3 separate regions of the Homo sapiens genome follow, and all the other regions are linked to region 3. A link is an interaction called in ENCODE POLR2A ChIA-PET data of the cell type or tissue named here. Cell type or tissue: MCF 10A. All regions are shown on one strand. Each heading gives the region's core, and the rest is flanking DNA. Links, peaks and the distances in the headings are about the cores only.

Evidence for each region. ChIA-PET counts read pairs that join two places held together with the same protein. Peaks named below come from ENCODE experiments on the same cell type or tissue, not always from the same donor. Only the 100,000 strongest peaks of a DNase experiment are listed, where the experiment ranks them.
Region 1: POLR2A ChIA-PET joins it to region 3 with 13 read pairs; 7 of 35 experiments call an interaction of 5 or more read pairs at or near these places.
Region 2: POLR2A ChIA-PET joins it to region 3 with 21 read pairs; 27 of 35 experiments call an interaction of 5 or more read pairs at or near these places.

What each region holds. Positions count from the first base shown.
Region 1 is chr1:46,180,483-46,188,267 of GRCh38, reverse strand. TSPAN1 (tetraspanin 1) reads right to left here. Exons shown (of 9, transcript NM_005727.4): 2 at 7,610-7,742; 3 at 7,104-7,168; 4 at 3,871-4,077; 5 at 3,600-3,674; 6 at 3,385-3,483; 7 at 3,153-3,308; 8 at 2,960-3,043; 9 at 2,306-2,782. The coding sequence starts at 7,160. The coding sequence ends at 2,735. Among named protein-coding and RNA genes, the nearest start is that of P3R3URF-PIK3R3, 7.9 kb to the right of the region's middle. RefSeq lists an enhancer at 3,622-3,671. In MCF 10A, for the core only: no CTCF peak of the experiment used is centred there; a DNase peak (open chromatin) is centred at 4,867.
Region 2 is chr1:45,345,604-45,353,388 of GRCh38, reverse strand. TESK2 (testis associated actin remodelling kinase 2) reads left to right here. Exons shown (of 11, transcript NM_007170.3): 6 at 5,389-5,471; 7 at 5,696-5,780; 8 at 6,327-6,410; 9 at 6,610-6,696; 10 at 7,395-7,512. Among named protein-coding and RNA genes, the nearest start is that of TOE1, 9.3 kb to the right of the region's middle. In MCF 10A, for the core only: no CTCF peak of the experiment used is centred there; a DNase peak (open chromatin) is centred at 4,188.
Region 3 is chr1:45,517,692-45,525,476 of GRCh38, reverse strand. It overlaps PRDX1 (peroxiredoxin 1), which reads left to right and starts at 3,593. Exons shown (of 6, transcript NM_181697.3): 1 at 3,593-3,648; 2 at 6,423-6,539. The coding sequence starts at 6,434. RefSeq lists an enhancer at 3,115-3,194 and a silencer at 4,237-4,399. In MCF 10A, for the core only: no CTCF peak of the experiment used is centred there; a DNase peak (open chromatin) is centred at 3,486.

The DNA of each region.
Region 1 (7,785 bases), core at 1,751-6,750, 660 kb before region 3:
GCAGGCATCATTCAAGAGACGGGCTAGGGTGCAGATGGAGATGTAGGAGCAAGGGTGTCTATGGCCCTTAGAGCACTTTGCTATTCAGAATTCTCTATCTGGGCATTTTTGTGGAGAAATGGGTCATGGTCTTCATCAGATTCTCACATAGCCAGTAACCCAAAGAGGTTAGGAAGATCTAAGTTAGTCATAGGGGCACCAGAAAATGGATGGGATTGTCCAGAGGGAGTGAATGAGAAAGCCTACGGCAGGGAAAAGAACATTTAAGGGATCTGTGAAGGGCCTAATGTCAGGAGGATGAGTGTGGAGCACCTCTTCAGAAAGGGTCTGCCTGCCTCTGTACAAGTACAGAACTCCAGCTGGAACTCCAGCCCTCCTGCCTGCTCTCTGCCCTGCCTCTTTCACAGGTGCTTGGAGCCCAACTCGGTGACAGCATGGGTGGTATGTCGCTTGGACATATCTCGCCACCCTGACGCCTTCAGTGTTTGTTGGAGCTGGATATAGTGCCTGAGGTGGCACAACAGCCAGGTTGAGCAGCAATTAGCCCATGATGAGGTAGAGGCCCGCCCTGGGCAAACAAATCCCATGCAGCCTCCACACAGGCACACGGCAGAGGAGAAGTGTGAGAGGCACAGTATGGTGGTGAAGGGGTGAGGCAGGCTAGCTCCTCCCCCTGTCCCGCACCCTAGCAGGCTCCTGGTCTGGCCCTCACAGACCAGCTCTAAGGCACTGTTTGGTTCTGGCCAGGTCCCTCTTCCTTTCTGGGCTCAGCAAGGGGGTGGTGGTTCTGGGCTGCCCTGGAAAAGCTCAGGAAGAGAGTTACAGGGGTCAAAGGGAAGTAAGGAGGGGGACTGGTTTGTTAGGCTGGGCTTTGCTTGGTAGCAGACACTGTACCCTCTTGCCATAGCCTCCCTCAGGCCTCTCACTCCTGGCTCAACAGTGATCAGGTCTATATCAGACATTCTGGCCAGCTGCCCCTTCAAGTGGAACTAGTACCATGTCAGCCAGGACTACACCAGGTGCTGGAGTTCTGGGCCCAAATCTAGGCTGAGCTCTTCACAGAAGCCTGTGGGACTGGGGCAAGTATCTTGGCCTTTCCGATCCCTAGTTTCCTACCTGGAGCATAGGGATAGTTAGGGCTAAAGAAGAGATGAGGTCTAGGTCAGGTGAGGTGGCTCACGCCTGTAATCCCAGCTCTTTGGGAGGCTGAGGCATGTGGATCACCTGAGGTCAGGAGTTCGAGACCAGCCTGGCCAACATGGTGAAACCCTGTCTCTACTAAAAATATAAAAAGTTAGCCGGGCGTGGCCGGGCACGGTGGCTCATGCCTGTAATCCCAGCACTTTGGGAGGCCGAGGTGAGTGGATCACGAGGTCAGGAGATCAAGACCATCCTGGCTAACACAGTGAAACCCCGTCTCTACTAAAAATTCAAAAAATTACCCGGGCGAGGTGGCGGGCGCCTGTAGTGCCAGCTACTCGGGAGGCTGAGGCAGGAGAATGGCGTGAACCCCAGGGGGCGGAGCCTGCAGTGAGCCGAGATCGCGCCACTGCACTCCAGCCTGGGCGACAGCGAGACTCTCTCAAAAAAAAAAAAAAAAAAACACAAAAATTAGCCGGGCATGGTGGCAGGTGCCTGTAATCCCAGCTACTCAGGAGGCTGAGGCAGGAGAACTGCTTGAACCCGGAGGCAGAGTCCGCAGTGAGCCGAGATCACACCATTGCACTCCAGCCTGGGCAACAAGAGCGAAACTCTGTCCCAAAAAAAAAAAAAAAAAAAGAAAAGAAAAGAAAAAGAGGTGAGGTCTGAAGAACACCAGGTAGGCCAGCAGCAACGAAAAAATGAAGTGCTTGCTGAGATCCCAGAAGCAGGGACAGATCTGGGGTTTTGCCTGAGTGGGAAAGGCAGGCAGCCTGGACCCTAGGAAGGGGGCTCCTGAAGGGCTTCCCAGAACCTAAGGAGTGACCCTTTCCCATTGCCCTGGTAAGAATTCGTCACAAGCTTGTTATTTTCATAGCTTTCCAGTCCAGTGCCCCTACCCAGGAGGGGGTAGTTTCAGTCCAAAGTTCTCCCCTTTATAAGGAGGCAGACTGGCCTAACCCAACTGTACTTCTTCATGCCCTCTCAGCCATCCCTCTTAGTTTCCCTCCAAGGCCTGGAACCCAAATGAAGGGGAGAAATAACCACTTCTGACCCCCAACCCCACCCTACTTCCCTCCTTTCCAGGGCCTTCTGAGTTGGCAGCCCCACAGGAATCCGTGGCCAGTTTAGGCCCCTCTCCCCAAGGATACATGAAGAGTCCAACTGGCAACATTGTAACAGGTTTATGCATTTTGAAGTGCCTTCTACACATCCACCCAGAGGCTCTGCTGATTTCACTTATGCCCAGGCTATAAAATGCCTTTCTCTCATCCCCCAGTAGAGCACTGGGATCACCACTAGGCCTAGGGGGCATATCAAGGGTTTAATAGACTGGGGGAATGGGCAACAGAACTGGCTACCTTAGAGGCTCTGGAATGCCCCCCACCCATCCACCCACCAATGGAAGGAAAGTCAGGCATCGCCTAAAAGGAGTGGTCCCTATCTAGCCCCAAGTCTGGAGCAGAAAGGGCAGGTCCATTCTGGCCCAAGTGACATTGTTAGATCCTGTCCCCTCCCCCAATCACTGCTGCTTGCCAGGGTGCCTCTTCACAGTTCCCATGTGGCAGCAGTAGTGGCAGAGGCAGAAGTGGACTTATTGTAGATTGCAGTACAGATACATGGACACAATCATGGCAGCCAGCTGGAGAGGGAGGAACAGGGAGAGATGAGGGAACATGATAGGGATCCTGAAGCCTGTCCCACAGACACCCTACCTGAGGCCCAGTTAGAAGTCTGTTTCCTCCAGAGAGGCCTCAGATGGGTTGAGCAGCCCTGGTCTCATGCCCATGTCCCAGTCCCAGCCTCCTCATCTGCTTACCTCGAGGCCCCCAATTCCAGCTGCCACACCACCCACGGTGACTGCATTAGTTCGGATGTCATACAAAAGCTGATTGAAGCAACCCTTCAGGAAGAGAAAAGAGCATTTATAGTTGGCAGCTGCCCTACTCCCATCCCCGTTTGCCACTCTGAGGCCATGAAAACAGTCCCCACCCACTCATGCCAGCCCACACCTCTACTTTTTGGTCGTGAGCCTTTTGCTTGGTGCAGGTTTCATTGGCTGTGTTGGTGACGTTGTCATTGCAACAGAATGGGGGAAAGGCACTGTTCTCTTTGAAGTAGGGTGAGTCCTCAAAATCCGTATAGTTGGTGAAGCCACAGCACTTGAGCTGGAGACAAGATGAGGGTGGAGGTGGGGCCTTGCTTCTTTCTCTCCACCCTAAAACCTCCCCCAGCCAACCTTACCCCTTTCATGGTGGTGTTCCACACTTGAGTGAAGTCTTCCTGGGAACCATAATCTTTCTTGATGGCAGGCACTACCAGCAACGTCAGGAAGTGCTCAGCCTGGGTGAGGCAGGCCAGTGTTTAGGGGCTGGTACAGAAGGTGGCCATTCACAGGCCACAGCCCACTCCCAGGGTTTTGCCCAATCTTCTTCCCTTCCTCCATCCCAGTGTCTCACCATTGTGGTGTACACCAAGGCGACCACAGCAGCTGCAACCTCAGCAATGAAGATGAGGAGGAGGATGAAGAAGAACTGAGTGGGGAACAGGGGTCTGGGTTTTAGGGAGAGACAGTCCCTCATGCCCTCCTTGCCCTAATCCCCCCCCCGGAAAAGTGAGACAGAAGCCTGAGCCTAGGGGGGTCCAAAGCAGGGTTTGGGAATCCCAGGGCCTGGTGTCAAGGGCGAGGGGACTCTTGGTCATCAGCCTGTGGAGCTGGGTTTCACACACCGTCACGAGGGCACACTTGCTCTCAGTCTTAGCACCATAGCAGCCCAGGAAACCAAGAGCAAAGACCACAACGCCGGCTGCGATGAGGAAGTAGCCCACGTTGACAAACTGCATGGCACTGGACGACAGTGGCCCGAAGATCTTCAGAAAGGATGCCCCATCGATTGACACCCAGATGCCCACTGCCAACAGGGCTGCACCACACAGCTGGGGAGAGAGAGGTCAGGCAGGCCTTAAACAGTGCTGGCAAGTAGCTTACTACCACACAGCTGAGTAAGAAGGATGGGAGCCGAGAAACTTCCCTCTTTATTGGCTAGGGAGTCTAAAACCTCATCCTGTAAGGAGGGAAACATCCTCTAGAGCCAGAAAAATGGGAGCTGGGATATGCATAGCTAGGACCAGGCTGCACACCTGGGCAGATATAAAGGAGATCAGGGGTTCTAGAAATATCCTCAGGGTGGGCAGAGGGGCAAGACTTTCCCTCACTGCTGCCAGGGTCCTGCCACATAGCTAGGATTGAAAACAGGCAGGTGAGGGCCCAGCCTCCTATTTCCTTTCTGGGCTATGGGTGCCTAGAACACCTCTGTCCTCTGATAGGTGGAGACGGGGGTGGTAGCAGAACAGGCTCAATAGTCACCATAGTAATGGAGGCGAGGCTGAGGTTCCACCTGCTGGCAACCTTGGAGAGGGAGGAGGTTGAGAAGGTTCACCCACCTGAGGCCCCATTTGGCTCCCCTCCAGAATCCAACTTCAGGCCCGCCCCTCATGTAGACAAGACCTCCTTGCCTCACAAGAGGAAAGTGAGGTACCAGTGGGAATACAGCCAGAGCTTCTCTTAAAGGCTGTCTAGCTCAACTCCAAACCTCAGGGGGAATTCTGAGGCCTAGATTGAGGAGGGCCCTGCGCAGTTCCCACAGATCTTAGAGGAAAGCCTCCCGGCCCAGGGCTTCAGTGGATGAATCAGCCTGACACCACCTTGGTGACTAGTCCTCACTTGCCAGCTATAAAAACTGAGGCTAGAACGGGAAGTGAGGTGGCAGATTGTGGCTGGATTCCAGGCATGTTTGCCCAAGGACAGAAAGCTGGACTTCTAGCCTGCAGGGTCAAATTTCATGGAGCTGGAGGTCTGCCCTATCCTGCTTTGCCCAGCCTGGCAAGGTCTGGGTAACAGAGGCCAGAAATCAAACCGGATTTGCCTTTAACCCTCTCAGGGCAGAGCCTCTCCTGTCCAAATCCCTGGAATCCTATTGCTTCCTCCAGATACAGGGATAAAGACTAGTTCAGGACTGGCACAGTGGCTCATGCCTGTAATCCCCGCACTTTGGGAGGCAGAGGTGGGAGAATCACTTAAGTCCAGGAGTTCGAGACCAGCCTGGGCAATATAGTGAGACCGCCTCTACAAAAAAAATTTTTTTTAATTAGCTGAGCATGGTGGCACACTCCTGTAGTCCTAGATACTCAGGAGGCTGAGTGAGGTAGGGGAATCCCTTGAGCCCAGGAGGTTGACGCTGCAGTAAGCCATGATCATGCCACTGCACTCCAGCTTTGGTGACAAAGCAAGATCCTGTCTCAAAGAAACAAACAACAACAACAACAACAACAAAAACACAAGTTCCCTGCAGCCGAAGGAAGCCCAAGGCACAGACCACATCAGAACTAGAGAGTCTACCCACGCTTCTAAACTAATCAATACATACATAAACTCTGTCGCCCAGGCTGGAGTGCAGTGGTGTGATCTTGGCTCACTGCAACCTCCGCCTCCTGGGTTCAAGTGATTGTCCTTCCTCAGCCTCCCAAGTAGCTGGGATTACAGGCATGCGCCACCACATCCAGCTAATTTTTGTATTTTTAGTAGAGACGGGGTTTCACCATATTGGCCAGGCTGGTCTCGAACTCCTGAGCTCAACTAATCTGCCCGCCTCAGCTTCCCAGAGTGCTGGGATTACAGTTGTGAGCTACTGCACCTGGCCCACTTCCTCACTTTCACTTACACTAACCTACTCTAATGTGGTTAGTGTACTACTCTCCTTGTTTTCCTCTCCCCCTCCCACTGCTCCTTCTCCATCTCCTTCACAGTGGCTTTTTTTTTTTTTGCTTATCCCTAATAAATTGGGTTTCCCAGAGTTCACTTTCCAAGTGTTCTCATCCACTCCCATGGCTTCAGTGGCTACCTGTGCGCACATGATTTTCAAATACCCATGGCCAGCTCCAATCTGAGCTGCACCTCCACTGGGTACACATCTGCTAGTGGGACACCCCTTCCCACAAACCAGGCCCCACCCCCTGCCATCTGGGTTGCTCATGCCAGAGATATGGGCGTCATCTCCAAGACCTCTGTCTCCCTTGCCCCTTCTTCTACCCCTCAGCCATCATCCTAGAGCTTTGTCCTTTGTCCACTTTGTCCGTTTCTCCCTATCTCCACCACCATCTCCAGGATTTACGCCTCATGGCTCAGCTTCTCAAACATGCCCTATGCAATCTGTTTCTGGTTTTCTGAACGATATCAAGTTTCACTACTTCTGGCCCTTTATGCATGCTTTATAACTCCCCCACCAAGTGCAATTTCCCAGCTTCAGCTATTTCCTCCAGGAAGTATTCTCCAACCAGGCTGAGTTCAGGCTCCCATAACCTCCGTCCTAAGCCCAAACACACTGTGTTGTTATTATCTGCCTATCTGGCTTATCGGAGCTGAGATCCTTCAGGGCAGAGAAAGGCTTTGCTTACCTGCCACCCCAGCACCCATCATGGTATCCTAGACAATGAATGTTTGTCGAATGAATAAGGACTGTTGCTCTGATGAGAGGTAGGCCCTCCCTCCTTTCAGCTCCCCGTCATACAGAAGAATTTCCTCTGTACTGAATTTCCTTCTGTGGTAGGTAAACTTGGGTGGAGCCCTTCTATTTTCTGGGCCCCCAGTGCCTATAAAGGGTGGAGAATCATTCCTGGTAGCTTACTCTGCCCTGCCTGAAGCCTAGGCTAAAGCTTTGTAGGAGAGAGGGGGTGCCCCTAGCTTCTCCATCCCCTTTTTCACACACGCACCTGTATGGCAGCCTGGCTGCTGCTGGGACTAGGAATCAGCAGCATTTGGGGAGACCTTTGCATCCCACTCATAAGGGGACACATGCAGGACGAAGCCTGGGCATAGCAGTCTCCCATTCCCCAGCTTAGTCTCTACTCAGCTTGTGACCTGCTCCTATAGGGAGCCCCAAAGAGTCCACAATGTCCGTACTTACAAAGATGAGCAAATTGAAGAGGATCATCATGGTCTTAATGAAGCTGAAGCACTGCATGGTGGCTCCTGGGAGGTAGACATGTGCAAGTTAGGGCCTTGTTTCCCCTGGGCCCACCTGGGCTGGCCCTGGCTTCAGATATTCAGCCAGATATGCCAGACCCCAGGATCCTGAACCCATATCTCACCAAGCTTCTCCTGTACCTGGTCTGACACAGACCTTTTCCCAGTTTCTATCCTAACACCCTTACCCCTCTATACTACCCAGGACCTCCACCAGCACCTGACACTCTGAGATCCTAACACCCCAGGTTCCTCCACCTGCACACCCAGCCTGACTCCCACACTGCAGGTCACTCCATGCTCTTTCCTAGCACCTGTATATCCTGTGCTCCCCCCCACACTAACCCCAGACCCTCCCAGAACCCTCACTAGAGCCCCTCCAGCTCCCCAGACCTGTTTCCAGATCGATATCACTTCACAGGATAATCTGTATCCCTATCCCATTACCTGTTCAGGGCTCTTGGCAGTGAGTTCTGAAAGAGGGAACTGCTGAGGCTCCACAAAGGACAAAACAGCTCCCGGGTGTTGCCACTGAGTGGGCAGGCAGAGGGACGCCTGGCTCTCACACACCACTGCTCACCTGCAGGCAGGGTAGGCGCTTTAAAGCCTCCTTCTGCCCGCCT
Region 2 (7,785 bases), core at 1,751-6,750, 170 kb after region 3:
GGAGCACAAGACTGGCAAGTAGAAACTGGGAACCAGCAGAGGCCTAGTTGTAAGGAGCCCTTTATCTACATTACTGTCTGTAAGAACTGGACAGTTAGGCAGTTGGGACCTGGAAGGTGATATCTTATCTCTTTATTAGCCATTTCTTCTCCCCCAGAATGTTTTGGAAAACCAAGACTAAGAAAAGTGCAGGCCGGGCATGGTGGCTCACACCTGTAATCCCAGCACTTTGGGAGGCCGAGGCGGGCAGATCACCTGAGGTCAGGAGTTCAAGACCAGCCTGACCAACATGGTGAAACCCTTCCTCTACTAAAATACAAAAATTAGCCGGGCATGATGGCAGGTGCCTGTAATCCCAGCTACTCGGGAGGCTGAGATGGGAGAATCGCTTGAACCCAGGAGATGGTGGCTGTGGTGAGCCGAGATCGTGCCACTGCACTCTAGCCTGGCGACTGAGCGAGACTCCGTCTTGGAAAAAAAAAAGAAAAAAAAAAAGAAAATTGCATTTGTTCCAGGCAAATGGATGGGACTGAATCAACTCAGATATCAAATCTTTGCTTCCTACTCAGAAAGCGCCATTTTTTCTAAGATAGAAGGAGTTTGTGACAAAATATGTATCAGTTACACAGATACTCCCCCCACACACACACACACACAAGTGTCTCCTATACCTGGCTCCAAGGATGAAGGAATATTAGAAAAGAGGAACTTCTGACCTAGAGGTATGTACAGTTTTGTTGGCAAATAACTAAAAAGTAGTGCACAGCATTTTATAATTGTTTAGCTACATAGACGACAAGTTTTCTGAGCAGGAAAGATCACTCTAGGCCAGGGTAGCTAGGCTTCCTCGAGGAAAGCCCCCACTCCCTAAGAGTTCATCATATTCCCTTCTGTGCCCCAAAAGCACTTTGTCCCATTGTGCTAGTGTCCAAGTGTGGTTCTGTCTGGGCTTGTTGTGCTGTATTATAAAAATAACCTTTTTGGACTATAGGATAAGACCACTACCCTTTGCTTTTCCTTATGGGGAATGGGTATTCCCAGTGTCAACTGACTTGAGACAAGAAACTAGGAACATAGGAGAAATAACTCCCTATATTTCTGGGCTGTACTTTCTTGGGTCCGGACTTTAAGGAGGTTTTGAGGATAATTCCAGGTGGTGAGAACAAAGGACGTTTGCAAACTCTAGAGGAAGGCTGGGAAGTACACTATAGGGGATCTCAAGTTGAAGACAAACAAGTGAGTCTTATGAACCAGACTGTCCAATTTGAGATACCGTCTGTGTTCATTGCCCTTTTATCATCTCTGAGAAATAAAGCTAAAGGGACAGTAGAGGGCTCGGAGGTTTCCAAATTATCTCTTCATAGTCCATCTTGGGTCTGTGTCTTATTTCTTTAAGGACAGTATCAGGCTTTCTTATATTTTAATATTATACACTCCATATCACTTGATTGTTCTGTTGTGTCTGTATCTCCCACCAGCATGAGTTTCTCAAGTGCTTCTCTTATTTACTTTTGTTTTCTTACCACCTAGCACAGAGCCTATGAGAGTATAAAGTCTTCCTGGGCCTATTTCAGGGAAGGGCGAAGGGCTTGATAGCAAAGAGGCCAAAACGCCTGCTCCAGAGCTGAGATTCTGGGTTCCAGGCCCAGTTTTGTCCCCATCTCTGAACGACTTCAGTGACCTTGGAACCTCCGTGCTCCCAGTCTGTAAAACAGATGCTGTCCTTGACTTTGCAGGAGCGATCAGTCCACACTGCTCAGACCAGAGCTAACAAGAGGGATTTAAAGTAGAGGTAACATGTTCCAAGTGGGTAAACCAGGACAGAGAGAAGAAGATGCCTTTTTCCAAATGATCCTAAGCCTGTGGTTAGAAGCAAAAAGATCCCTAGTTTCCTATCAACGTGCCTCCTGAAAGTAGTATTACCTTTATAGGACTCATGTCCGCAGCTACTGCAATAATGCTCTAAGAGTAAAATGTCTGTCAGATATAGCCATTCAGTCTAATTTTGTAATTACTTCTAAGAAACAGCCTGAAACAGACTTTTGCAGTGGCAAGGCCAAGAACTTACTTGGAAGGAAGTGGGAGGCAGTGTGGCTTTAAAAATATTCAGTTTGTGAGCACTATGAAGAAGTGCCAATAGCCACACACAGGCTTTTATCAGTAGCTCTAGAAGTAACCAGTACACACATACCCGAGCCTTGGCTCTTGGGGGCAGCTGAGAAAGTAGTTTGCTTCTGCTTAATACCATTACTGCCCAACTGATCTTCTGTGATTACTGTTGGGAATGAGTATGAATTATGAATTGCACCTTTAGTTCTTAGTTCTTTTCTGTTGTTATTGTTGACTGCATAGAAGCCACTTAGGTGATTTCACTGGAATGAAAAGCCTATTCAGTTATGGTCTTAGGCTATGCCACACAATGAGGAATAGAAAATGCCAATTTTCAGAGTGAAGAGAACATGAATTAGGAACAACGTTGAATGCTGGAGGGATGTAGAGAATGACTGTTAGTGTACCCTAAAGTTAATTTTTATAATTAAAACCATCAGCAGCTTCTGGGAACTATTTATGCTGTGCTATTAGAGGGCACAATATTGGGGAATCCAATCTCTACCTTCCATGGGCTCTACTCTAGTTGTGGAGATATTTAAGTCAGCAGGCCATTACACAAGAGCTATGGTAAAGGTATGAGATCACATGGTAGGATTGAGGGCAAGGGATGGGACACATCACACCAAAACAGATAATCCTCTAAGAGACTTGAAATATAACAGTCCCTGAGGCATTTAGGAGTCCGGCAGTTCGGTCACTGATCTCCCTGTGCTATGAAAAGAACCTCTTAACTGTTCAGTCTTTCAGTAGAATCTTAGTCTTTTCCTGCCTGATCCTAACTGGGTTTAGGGAGTCAGTTTGTTGCGGGTGAGGGGAAAGAGGTGAAGCCACATAGAAAGTGTTTTGTTGTTTTTGTTGCAGAAACAGCTTTAGAGTGAACATGAGTTAATAGACTTGGCATTTCTTCACTCAGGTGGCTTTATTCAGTGTTAATACTGACTGTGCAGCTGTTCCAGGACACCTCAGGCACTTTCAGGTGTCTGATCTGGCCCAGTTCTGAAGAATTTGTGTAGGTTTCCAGGAAATGCATCCATGGCCACCCTTTTGAGTCTCTTGTCAGCTCAGTCCTCACTATGGAGAGTGGAATGTATGATTATTGTATACGTTTGACACACGCTTTTTTTAATTTTAATTTTTGAGACAGAGTCTCACTGTCACCCAGGCTGGAGTGCAGTGGTGTGATCTTGGCTCACTGCAACCTCTGCCTCCCGGATTCAAGTGATTCTCCTGCCTCAGCCTCCTGAGTAGCTGGGATTACAGGTGCCTGCCACTGCACCTGGCTAATTTTTGTATTTTTAGTAGAGACAGGGTTTCACCATGTTGGCCAAGCTGGTCTCGAACTCCTGACCTCAGGTGATCCACGTGCCTTGGCCTTCCAAAGTGCTGGAATTACAGGCATGAGCCATCACACCCAGCTTGACACATGCTTTTAAAAGAAGCCCAGTTGCTTCAGTCATCAGACTAAACTTTCATTTAACACACTTTTGCCAAGCTCCTTCTGGGTACCTGTGCTAGGTTACAGATACAGAGGCAAATGAAATCATTCCTTGCCAGTGAAGAGGCAAACATGTAAGTCACTGTTGCAGTGTGATATAATAGGTGTGAGGAAATGAAGAATGGGAACCAGGCAGCAACAGTGCCTGGGCTGTTTTCTGAAACTGAAAAGGTCACCTCTTGCCTCAGGGAAATCTGACTGGTCCTCTCTTACTGCTTAGTGTAGGCAGGGCTACCTCACTCAAAAGTCTTCTAGGAGGGAAGAGACATAGGTGACATATCTGAGCTGCCACTGCCTCACAGGCTGGTGCCCTATAGCTGGGGCTTTGGCTAATAGGCAGGCTGGCCTAGGGCCCATCTTCTCACAGACAGTCAAAGTCAGGGAGCTGCGAGTGCTGAGCCAGCAGGACTGATTAGAGAGCCAAAGCCAGGACAAGCACAAGAACTGTCCTTCCTGGAAGCCAGAGATGAGGCATGTCTACCTGTGATCCAGGGTAGAAGTGATGAAATCACGGCTCCTTCCAGCTTGGGGAAGGGAAATAGTGTAATCATGTCAAGGCCAGAGTAAGGGATTGATTTGTACCTGACAGGAGTAAGCAGGAGGTGACTTGGCATGTCTTAGCAACTAGATACCAAGGCTGGCAAGGAAGAGGGAGGGCTGGTTTGGGTCAGATGGGGCCTTGCTGGCTCCAGAAGTGTTTCTGTGAGCCAAGGATCCCTGCTCTCTGCTATTCTGAAGGAAGCGGGTGGGGTGAGGTGCCTCTTGAGCCAGAGCAGTGTAGGGCTATTTTGAAAGCAGCTATTTGGGGAGAGCTGGTTGCCGCTTTTTGTTTATTTACAGGTCACTTGGGTTGACCTGAAGACAGCATTTTTTCAGTGAGCATGTTCTCAGCCTGTCTCATGAATTGAAAGCTGTGAGGAAGGAAGGCAAACCAGAACTTGCTCCTGAGGGGTTCATAGCTTTTCTGCTAGACTGTAAGAGGAGTGGCATAGAGGAGGAGCTAAGAGTTGAGATGAGAGGGAGAAAGATGAGGTCATGGCTAAAAAGGTAGCTTGCCTTAAAATACAAAATTTTCTTAGGTGAAAAGGATAATTGGGAGAATATTTCAAATGAAAGGGAACAATGTAAGCAAAGGCAAAGGCTTGAAGGACCTGTTCAGGTTTGGTAAGTCAAGCTTGTCTGTGACAAGTTTGGATGAGGATATGTGCATAGGGGCACCAGGAACAGGGGGACAGCGGCTAGGCCAGTTGGATAAAGCCAGATCATAGACTTTTAATGCCAGAGAAGAGGTTGGTTGTGATCTTGTGGACAGTGAAGGTTAGTGAAGGCTTAGACACTTGTCTTGTGCTTATATCAAGTTGGCAAGGTCAGGCCTGGGCTTTGGGTCTGTGTTTCTGAGGAAGGAGGAAGGGAGGCCAGGGGCCTGATAGTCTGTTGTTCTCCCCTATATTGCAAGCTCCAAGAGGACAAGGGTTTTGGTTGTTTTCATCTAGCTATTTCTAGCACTTAAAATTATGCCTAGCACTTAGAAAGCAAAGATGAGTAATTGTGTTTGGAATGTGAAGTGTATCCTAGGACAGCCACCCAAGACCCAGGACTAACTCATCTCACCTGGCTGTCTTAGAGCCCCTGACCTGACCAGTGGGGTCAGCTTGAGTGCGGTTCACCAAGGAGCAGAGGACAAGGTGCCCTGTGATAGGAAGGGGGGAATGGGTGGTAACTCTATGGCTGATCCCCGCTTCTGAGCCACATTATTTTCTCTTCCTTCCTGGGAACCCTAGAACTGCCTGATAAAGAGGGATGAGAATGGTTACTCTGCAGTGGTAGCTGACTTTGGCCTGGCTGAGAAGATCCCCGATGTCAGGTGTGTAGCCCTACTGGATGCTGGGGTCCAAGGGACAGGGGGCTGAAGCTAAGGGAAAATTCTAGCCTCCTCCCCAGAGGCCAGGACTTGGTCACAGCTCAACCTCAGCTCCCTAAATTTGTTTAGTCCTCGTCTGTACCCATCCTTGAGGTGGAGGAATGGTCAAAAGATTCCATTGCACCAGCCATTGGCAAGCTCATTTTCTGTATAATCTCACCCCACAGCATGGGGAGTGAGAAGCTGGCCGTGGTGGGTTCCCCATTCTGGATGGCACCTGAGGTTCTCCGAGATGAGCCCTATAATGAAAAGGTAAGTTTGGAGGATCTCAAGGCCTGATTCTCCTTTTTTCTTTTTCTTTTTTTTGAGATGGTCTCACTATGTTGCTCAGGCTGGAATGCAGTGGCACGATCTCGGCTTACTGCCTCCCGAGTTCAAGCTATTCTCCTGCCTCAGCTTCCCAAGTAGCTGGAATTACAGGCATGCACCACCACGCCCAGCTAATTTTTTTATTTTTAGTAGAGACAGGGTTTCACCATATTGGCCAGGCTGGTCTCAGACTCCTGACCTGAAGTGATCTGCCCACCTCGGCCTCTTGAAGTGCTGGGATTACAGGCATGAGCCATCGCGCTCGGCTGATTCTCCCTAGAATCCACTCTTAGCAGAGTGTCCAAGATGTTCCTACCAAGAGCAGTGGTGGTACCTGGCAGCTGCCCAGTGACTGACTGGGATGAAGTATGGGCAATATGGCCCAGGCCTGGGCTGTTAGATGGTGGGGTGCAGGGGAGGCAGGGGCAGGGGCAGATACCCTACCCCTCAACCCATTAAGAGGGAAACCAAAGTCCGACTACCCACCAGGCAGATGTGTTCTCTTATGGTATCATCCTCTGCGAGATCATCGCCCGCATCCAGGCCGATCCGGACTATCTTCCCCGCACAGAGGTGAGCTGCAAGCATGGGGATCATTGCCACTGATGGGGCTAGTTTGAAGCAATGGAACTGTTCTGTCCCTGGGATGGACTTGCTGGAACTCTCTGTTGCTGGTTGTCAGGGGCAGCTCCCAACCACTTCTACTGAGCAGGCTAGGATGGGTGGGGGGATTAATGAACTGTCTACCTATGCTTTCCATACCCATCCACAGAATTTCGGGCTGGACTATGATGCTTTCCAGCACATGGTGGGAGACTGTCCCCCAGATTTTCTGCAACTTACTTTCAACTGCTGTAACGTGAGTGTCTTTCTCCCTCTGCCTTTCATCAGGGGCTGGCTGAACCCTTTTCACCTGGTTAGGACTGTACAGAGAGGCTGCTAATTAGCTTCATGAGGGACCTCATTTTCACTGTAGTGACAGCAACCACACCTCCTCCTCCTCCCTCTGGCAGCTAACCTATTCAGAGCTCTGGACAAAGGAAAGAAAGAAGTTGTTTTGTATTATCTGGTCCTCAACCTGTAGGGTAGACCCATCACTCCTTGCGTTAGGTGTTGATGGAACTCTGGTCCGGTTTTATTGTTGGACTGTGGATCCAACTGGTCCTGAGGCATATGAGAAAGGCTCTTCTTGGCCTTCATGTATGTAGCTCTGGGGCTGGACCTTACCTGTTAGGATCAAGGGGTAGGTGGGCTTTGTTCAGATACCTCCCAGAAACACATTAGGAGCAGAACTCAAGAACAGAATAAACTAATATGAGCATACTTTTGGAAGGTTCTGTGACAAGGTGATAAGACAAACACTAAGACAGGGAGGGTAGTAGACAGTAGTGTTTTCCCTGACCTGAACTGTAGGGATCACCTTCATTGTCTGGGGCCTTTAGAAAAGGTCTCTCAGCTGCACATCTGAATCTTCAAAGATGCCAGAAATAGACTCAAATGCCATCTTTGGGGTGGGAGATGGAGGGCAGAGCTCATGGCTGTTGTGGATACCTACAGATGGATCCCAAACTGCGCCCATCTTTTGTGGAGATTGGGAAGACCCTGGAGGAAATTCTGAGCCGCCTACAGGAAGAAGAGCAGGAGAGGGATAGGAAGCTGCAGCCCACAGCCAGGGGTAAGAGATTAGACCAGGGAGCCCAACCTAACCCTAAGGGAGGAAATTCGGATGTGGGGCCTTCTCCTCTTAGGGTTGTGATTGCCAGGATCCCAGGTCCAGAAACAAATGGGAGGGGAAGGAGATGATGCAGAAAGTACTGGCCTTTTTAAGAGCTGTGGCTTGGCATACTGCTTCCCCTCTCTGAGTCTGTTTCTTCATTGGTAAAACAGGGCCATGGTATCAGCTTTGCTTTCATGAGTGAAAACATTCTGTGGTAAAATGCTGCTTGTA
Region 3 (7,785 bases), core at 1,005-6,004:
CCATTATTAAGCTCTGAACTTTCATGCTGCCCTTGCTCCTGCAAGAAAGAAAGGGGAGTCTCTCTGAGCCTACGCTGGCTGCTGGCTCGGGTGGCTGCCTGATAAAAAAGAATAAAAGTTACATAAAAATTAAAAAAAGGAATAATGCCAACTAACTATTCAGCCTCAGGCAAAGAAGGAAAAAGCAAATAAATCACGTCTATGCAAAGTAGTATGATAAATAACAAAAATTGAGATGCTCAATGAGCATGAGACAGCACTTCCTCATTCATTATCCCACTATAAGGGCCAAGGGAGTTAGTGAGGGAGCTGGGGACAGAGACAGAAACATGATACTATTGATTGAATGCTCACTGACTGAGCTCCTATTTTATATCAGATGCTTTGTTGTGACTTTGGGGACACAGAGACAGATGTCACCCACATCCTACTCTCCAGAAAGTCACTCTAGCAGGCAGAGGAAGAAATGTAAAACTAAAATTGCTTAAAAGATTTTTTTGGCTATACAAGCTATTGTTTGGACACAAAGGAGGGGAATTGTAAATCCTGGGAATGAGTAAAGGTAAGAAACAGCCGGAGAGAAAGTAATGCTGAAAGACATGTTTTCTCCAGGGAAAGAGTTTTCCAGGTTCAAACAAAAGTCTGAAGGCGGCCGGGCTCAGTGGCTCACTCCTGTAATCCCAGCACTTTGGGAGGCTGAGGCAGGTAGATCAACTGAGGTCAGGAGTTTGAGACCAGCCTGGCTGACATACTGAAACCCCGTCTCTACTAAAAATACAAAAAATTAGCCGGGCGTGGTGGTGGGCGCCTGTAATCCCAGCTACTTGGGAGGCTGAGGCAGGAGAATTGCTTGAACGCTGGAGGTGGAGGGTGCAGTGAGCAGAAGTCGTGCCATTGCACTCCTGCCTGGGCAAGAAAAGCGAAATTCCATCTTAAAAAAAAAAGTCTGAAGGCTTGAAACAACTACACTGTGTTCTGGGTGTTATAAGTGTGAAGGATGGAAGAGTTATACTAATAGCAGCTAACATTTCTAATTTATAATAAGAACTAAGTACTGTACTGAACTACATAGATAATCACAATAAAGTATTAATATTATTCCCATTTTACAGTTGAGAAAAGTAAGGTTTAATGAGTTTAAGACTTGCCCAAGTTCACACCTAAAATTACAGTGAGGAGTTTTTGTGTTTGTGTGTGTGTGTTTTTTTTTGAGACAGAGTTTCGCTCTTGTTGCCCAGGCTGGAGTGCAATGGCGCTATCTCAGCTCACTGCAACCTCTGCCTCCCTGATTCAAGCGATTCACCTGCCTCAGCCTCCAGAGTAGCTGGGATTACAGACATGCGCCACCACACGTGGCTAATTTTGTATTTTTAGTAGAGATGGGGTTTCTCCACGTTAGGCTGGTCTCGAACTCCTGACCTCAGGTGATCTGCCCTCCTCAGCCTCCCAAAGTGCTGGGATTACAGACATGAACCACCGCGCCCGGCCCTGACAGTGAGGAGTTTTAACTCAGTAAATTGACTACAGAGCCTCAGCTTTTATTTTATTTTTTATTTTTCTTTTCTTTTTAAATTTTACTTTCTTTCTTTCTTTAGCCCCAGCTTTTAAACCACGAATAACAGTGACATGATCAGACTTCAGAAAGATTTCCTTCAGCTGCAGTGGAAGGGATGGATAAGAGATAGTGTTAATTGAAATGAGTGACTAAACTGACTAAACCATGTCACAGACACTTTTGTGGCTGTTTCTTCCCCAGCTTTTAAACCACGAATAACAGTGACATGATCAGACTTCAGAAAGATTTCCTTCAGCTGCAGTGGAAGGGATGGATAAGAGATAGTGTTAATTGAAATGAGTGACTAAACTGACTAAACCATGTCACAGACACTTTTGTGGCTGTTTCTTCCCAAGAGGTTCTCAGGAGGTTTTTAGTATTTATACATTTTCCTTGAAAAGTGGGGGTGGGAAAGATTGAGGCAAAGACTTTAGCTAATGCTCAGGAAATCTACGTTTTGTTTTTTGAGACGGAGTCTTGCTCTGTTGCCAGGCTGGAGTGCAGTGGTGCTCTCGGCTCACTGCAACCTCTGCCTCCGGGTTCAAGCGATTCCCCTGCCTCAGCCTCCCAAGTAGCTAGGACTACAGGCGCGCCACCACACTCGGCTAAGTTTTTGTATTTTAGCAGAGACAGGGTTTCACCATGTTGGCCAGGATGGTCTCGATCTCCTGACCTTATGATCCGCCCTCCTAGGTGGCCTAAATCTACATTTTTACATAAGATAAGGTGAATGTTTGAAGAAAAAGGGAATGGAGGAAGAAAACAATTATGTGGTGGACTCAGGGTAATCTAGTAGTAAGGTACTACTAGAAAGGTAGAAAGTAGTCTAGTAGAAAGGTAATCTAGTAGTGAACATTTATGGAATTTGTGGAATAGAGGCCAGGTGCGGTGGCTCGCGCTTACATTCCTAGCACTTTGGGAGGCCAAGGCGGGCGGATCACCTGAGGTCAGGCGTTGGAGACCAGCCTAGCCAACATGATGAAACCTCGTCTCTACTAAAAATACAAAAAATTAGCTGGGCGTGGTGGTGCGTGCTTGTAGTCCCAGACACTCCGGAGGTGAGGCGGGAGAATCGCTTGAGCCCGGGAGGTGGAGGTTGCAGTAAGCCAACACCGTGCCACTGCACTACAGCCTGGGCGACAGGGTGAGTGAGACTCCGTCTCAAAAAAATGTGGAATAGAACAAACTTTAGTTTTAGGAACTAGACTTTATATTGTAGATCTAGTTGCAATTGACACGTCCTTGTTTTATGGGAGGCTACATACTTTAAAGGTTTCCAGGGGAGCAAATAATTAATTATGATTTTGTGTATGTGTGTTTGTGGGGGGTAGTCATCAGGAAATGTCTGAGGCCTTTTGCCTTACCGTGTGGGTCTGGCTAATGTGTAATGTTTTGACTCAAGATTGTAAAGTCAAATTATTCATCCGGGGAGAGGATGGTCGTGTAACTGAATCAGCCTCCCAAGATGAACTTTCCCTCTGGCGTAAGTTTAGGAGTCCTGATATTTTATTTTCCTTTACAACAGAAAGCAGCAACCCTGTAATTAAAGAGAACAATGAAGGAAGCTATCTAAGCCATGAGGGTTACTGAGGATCTGCGCTGGGGTTAAGGCTGCGAACTTAAGAAATATTTGGATAGACAGTTCTCATGGCTTGGTGTGGTTAGACGTGGTCCTCCGTGGGCAGCAGCTAAGACGCTTACTCCAGTTTGGGCATTGAGGGCACAGTGCGTAGTGGTCCTGGAAGTAAAGAGAATCCTGGTTTTCCGCAGAGATCTAGGATTAACCTAAGCGTTCGGGTTCGGGAGCGGCCACAAGGGCGCCTCACTCCAACCTCAGCCATCCGCAACAGGGTGGGGTATTAGTATTTTTCCGCACCCGCCCCAACGAGGGAAAGCGCCGAGTCATTCCGGCGGGGCGCGCCGGGCGGGGCTCGGGCCACATCCCCCTCCTCTCTCTCCTCCTCCGGCACCCCCGTCCGTTCCGACTCTCGCGAGATCCCTACTGGCTATAAAGGCAGCGCCCCGGAGAGCTCTTGCGCGTCTTGTTCTTGCCTGGTGTCGGTGGTTAGTTTCTGCGACTTGTGTTGGGACTGGTGAGTGTGGGCAGTGCGGCCCCTGCGGAGTGAGGCGCGGCGCGCCCTTCTTGCCTGTTGCCTCTTCCTCCTCCTGTCCGGGGCCCGCCCGCGCTCGGGTGGGGGTGCTGTGATGCGTGAGGCAGCCGGGGGAGGCCCGGAGTCCGAGACTGCTTGAGCGCTGCGCACACCCCTCTCGTGGGCCCCCCACGTAGGTGCGGGAACCTGGTTGAACCCCAAGGCAAGCGTGGACTCGAGTCGAGTCTTCCCCCGGCAACTCGAGCACGTGGCGCGGCGTCTGGGCGGGCTGGTGGTGGGGGTCTCCGAGACTAGCCTCCTGCCGGACGGGGTGGGTTCGGGAAGCTTCTGGAATGGACCTGTATCCAGACTCGTGGCTGTAGAAGACAGCCTCTATGTATTTGGCTGTTCCGGGTCCTGAGCCTTGACTAGCTGCGGAGCTTCGGGTACCCTTTCCCCGTCTTTATTTTCCTGTACGTGGAATGGAGTTAGCGATGAGCCCAAATGTCCCCGCTGAAGCACTCTCTCTGCTGGTGCTTTCTCCAGTGCTGGGGAGGGACAGGGGGCACCTGAAGTGGGGTTTAGGGATGTGGCCCTCTACGCTGGGCAGATCCCCTGAAGGGGCCCGGTGGCGGCCTGAATCCCAGCAGCCTTTACCCCGAATTGGTTGGGTTTTGTACTTGGGGGCCACTTGGGAAAGAAGGATTGGACGAGAAGGCCATTTGGGGGCACCAAGTTGCAGCATGCCTTAGTTTTTGGTTTTTGTTTTTTGTCGTTAAAGGTGTTAAGGACTTTTTAAAAAACAGTTAAAAGTTTGCTAAGATCCATGCTTACAAAATTTCTTTTGCTTGTGGTATTGTGAACTAAGAACTTTGGGACTTGGAAAAGCTTTCAGACCGCGGCTTAGTGGGTTAAATCTCTGTTTTTTGAGCTAGAGTCTCGCTCTGTCGGCCAGGCTGGAGTGCAGTGGCGCGGTCTCGGCTTACTGCAACCCCTGTCTCCCGAATTCAAGCAATTCTTCTGCCTCAGCCTTAGGAGTAGCTGGGATTACAGGCTTGTGCCACCAAGCCCCGGCTAATTTTTGTATTTTTTTTTTTTTTTTTTTTTTGAGACGGAGTCTCGCTCTGTCGCCCAGGCTGGAGTGCAGTGGCTGGATCTCGGCTCACTGCAGCCTCCGCCTCCCGGGTTCACGCCATTCTCCTGCCTCAGCCTCCCGAGTAGCTGGGACTGCAGGCGCGTGCCACCACCCCCGGCTAATTTTTTGTATTTTTGTTAGAGACGGGGTTTCACTATGATGGCCAGGCTGGTCTCGAACTTCTGACCTCAGGTGATCTGCCTGCCTCGGCCTCCCAAAGTGCTGGGATTACAGGCTTGAGCCACAGCGCTTGGCCAAGATCTCAATACTAATCTTGGTGTTGATCTGGGTGAATCCAGTGCAACCTTCCTTTTCAGCAGTAAATTGATTCTTATACTTGTTTTCGCCCTGGGATATTAGCCCCAAAGTCAGGAACCCACCTTCACAAATGGTGAAGGGAATTCTAGGGCTTACACAATACCTAAAGATTTGAAATTAAGCAGATGCCAATCAATATCTTGGTCTTGCCTCTTTTTTTTTTTTTTTTTTTTGGAGACAGAGTCTCACTCTGTTGCCCAGGCTGGAGTGCAGTGGCGCGATCTCAGCTTACTGCAACCTCTGCCTCCCGGGTTCAAGTGATTCTCCTGCTTCAGCCTCCTGAGTAGTTGCGATTACAGGCATGCACCACCACGCCCGACTAATTTTTGTGTTTCTAGTAGAGACGGGGTTTCACCATGTTGGCCAGACTGGTCTCGAACTCCTGACCCGGTGATCCGCCCGCCTGAGCCTCTCAAAGTGCTGGGATTACAGGTGTGAGACACTGCGCCCAGTGGTCTTGCCTCTTAAAAGTTGGACTGACTGGAAGGGCGCGGTGGCTCACGCCTGTAATCCCAGCATTTTGGGAGACTGAGTTGGGCAATCATCTGAGGTGAGGAGTTTGAGACTAGCCTGACCAACATGGAGAAATCCCGTCTCTAATAGAAGTACAAAAAAATTAGCCGGGTGTGGTGGCCTGCGCCTGTAATCCCAGCTACTATGGAGGCTGAGGCAGGAGAATCCCTTGAACCTGAGAGGTGGAGGTTGCAGTGAGCCGAGATAATGCCATTGCATTCCAGCCTGGGCCCCAAGAGCGAAACTCCGTCAAAAAAACAAAACAAAACAAAAACAAATAAAACAAGTTGAATTAGTTATAGGTTGTGTGCTGTCTTGGACAAAGCTACCTGGAGAAAAGTCAAATATGCTTCTGATGTTATGAAGGCAGGTGGAGGCACAGTGATGGGAAAGGTCAACGTGACTTTTGGGGAGCCAAACAAAAGTGTTTGTGGCATTGTGCATTTGGATTCTGGTTTGAGAGTCTTCATCTGCCTCTCTCTCTGCTTCTGTATAATGAATAAGATGCCACTGCACTAATTATGGTTCAGAAAGAATGAGAGGTTATCTCAGTATATAAAGAAATTGCCTTGCTGTTTTTAAATGAAAACAAAGGCTGAGATTCAGAGACTTGTTTCGTTCCAAAAGTTGGAAAGCTCAGACTGTGACCCTTGACTGCTGGCTGGAGCTTCTTACTAAAACAACATTTAATGTATTCAGGGACACTGGACAATGCCTTGATTGTTTACAGCTAAGTCTCTTTAAGTAGGTGAAGGCTGCTGGTTATGTAGAAAATTAAGGCTTGTTTCTAATTCATTTCTGTTATTTCTAGCTGATAGGAAGATGTCTTCAGGAAATGCTAAAATTGGGCACCCTGCCCCCAACTTCAAAGCCACAGCTGTTATGCCAGATGGTCAGTTTAAAGATATCAGCCTGTCTGACTACAAAGGTGAGAGAATTAACACTGGGCTCATTGAGATGGAGTTATTTTATATTCTAGGGGTGGCTTGTTAGATTTGTGTCAATGTTGTTTGACTGTAAAATGTTTTGTCTCCTAGGAAGAAGTATTTAGGTTGTTACCTTCATGTTGAAGTGGTGATTATCAAGTGATTACAGGGTATATATCCTAGGACCAAACCACTTCTGGAGAAACCACATGCTTCATTATGTCTGGACATACTAGCTCAATTATCTTTTCAGTATTCCTCGTCTATTTTCTTTCTTTATTTTTATTTTTGAGACAGGGTCTCATTCTGTCACCCAGGCTGGAGTGCAGTGGCGCAGTCATGGCTCACTGCAGCCTCTACCTCTCTGGGCTCAGGTGGTCCTCCTACCTCAGCCTCCCAAGTAGCTGGGACTGTAGGGGCATGCTGCCATGCCTGGCTAATTTTTGTACTTTTTTTTTTTTTTTTTTTTTTTGAGATGGAGTTTTGCTCTTGTTGCCCAGGCTAGAGTGCAATGGCGTGATCTCGGCTCACCACAACCTCCACTGCCCAGGTTCAAGCAATTCTCCTGCCTCAGCCTCCCGAGTAGCTGGGATTACAGGCATGCGCCATCATGCCTGGCTAATTTTTTTTTGTATTTTTAGTAGAGACGGGGTTTCTCCATGGTGGTCAGGCTGGTCTCGAACTCCTGACCTCAGATGATCCGCCCACCTCGGCGTCCCAAAATGCTGGGATTACAGGCATGAGCCACCACGCCTGGCTTAATTTTTGTACTTTTTGTAGAGCTGGGCGCCATGTTGCCCAGGCTGGTCTCCAACTCCTGGGCTCAAGCCCTCTGCCTGCCCTAGCCTTTCAAAGTGCTGGGATAACAGGTGTGAGCCACTGCCTCTGGCCCTCCTCTATTTTATTATTGGAGAAATACTCATTATCTCTTGTTATAAGAGACATTCTACATTTAAAGTCTCAGAGCTCACTCAAATCTCTGGAGCTGTGACACTGCTCGTTCAGTTTGTTTGGGTCACGTATATATCACAGCTGTTAATATTAGGCTGAGGGCTAGGCACTTTCCCTTGCCTGTTTTGACCCCGGAGGAGAGTTGATATTACAGATGGAACAACTCTCCTTTCTGTTGTCATAGTTTTTTTTTTTTTTTTTTTTTTTGAGACGGAGTCTCGCTTTGTCGCCCAGGCTAGAGTGCAGTGGTGCGATCTCAGCTCACTGCAAGCTCCGCCTTCTGGGTTCATGCCATTC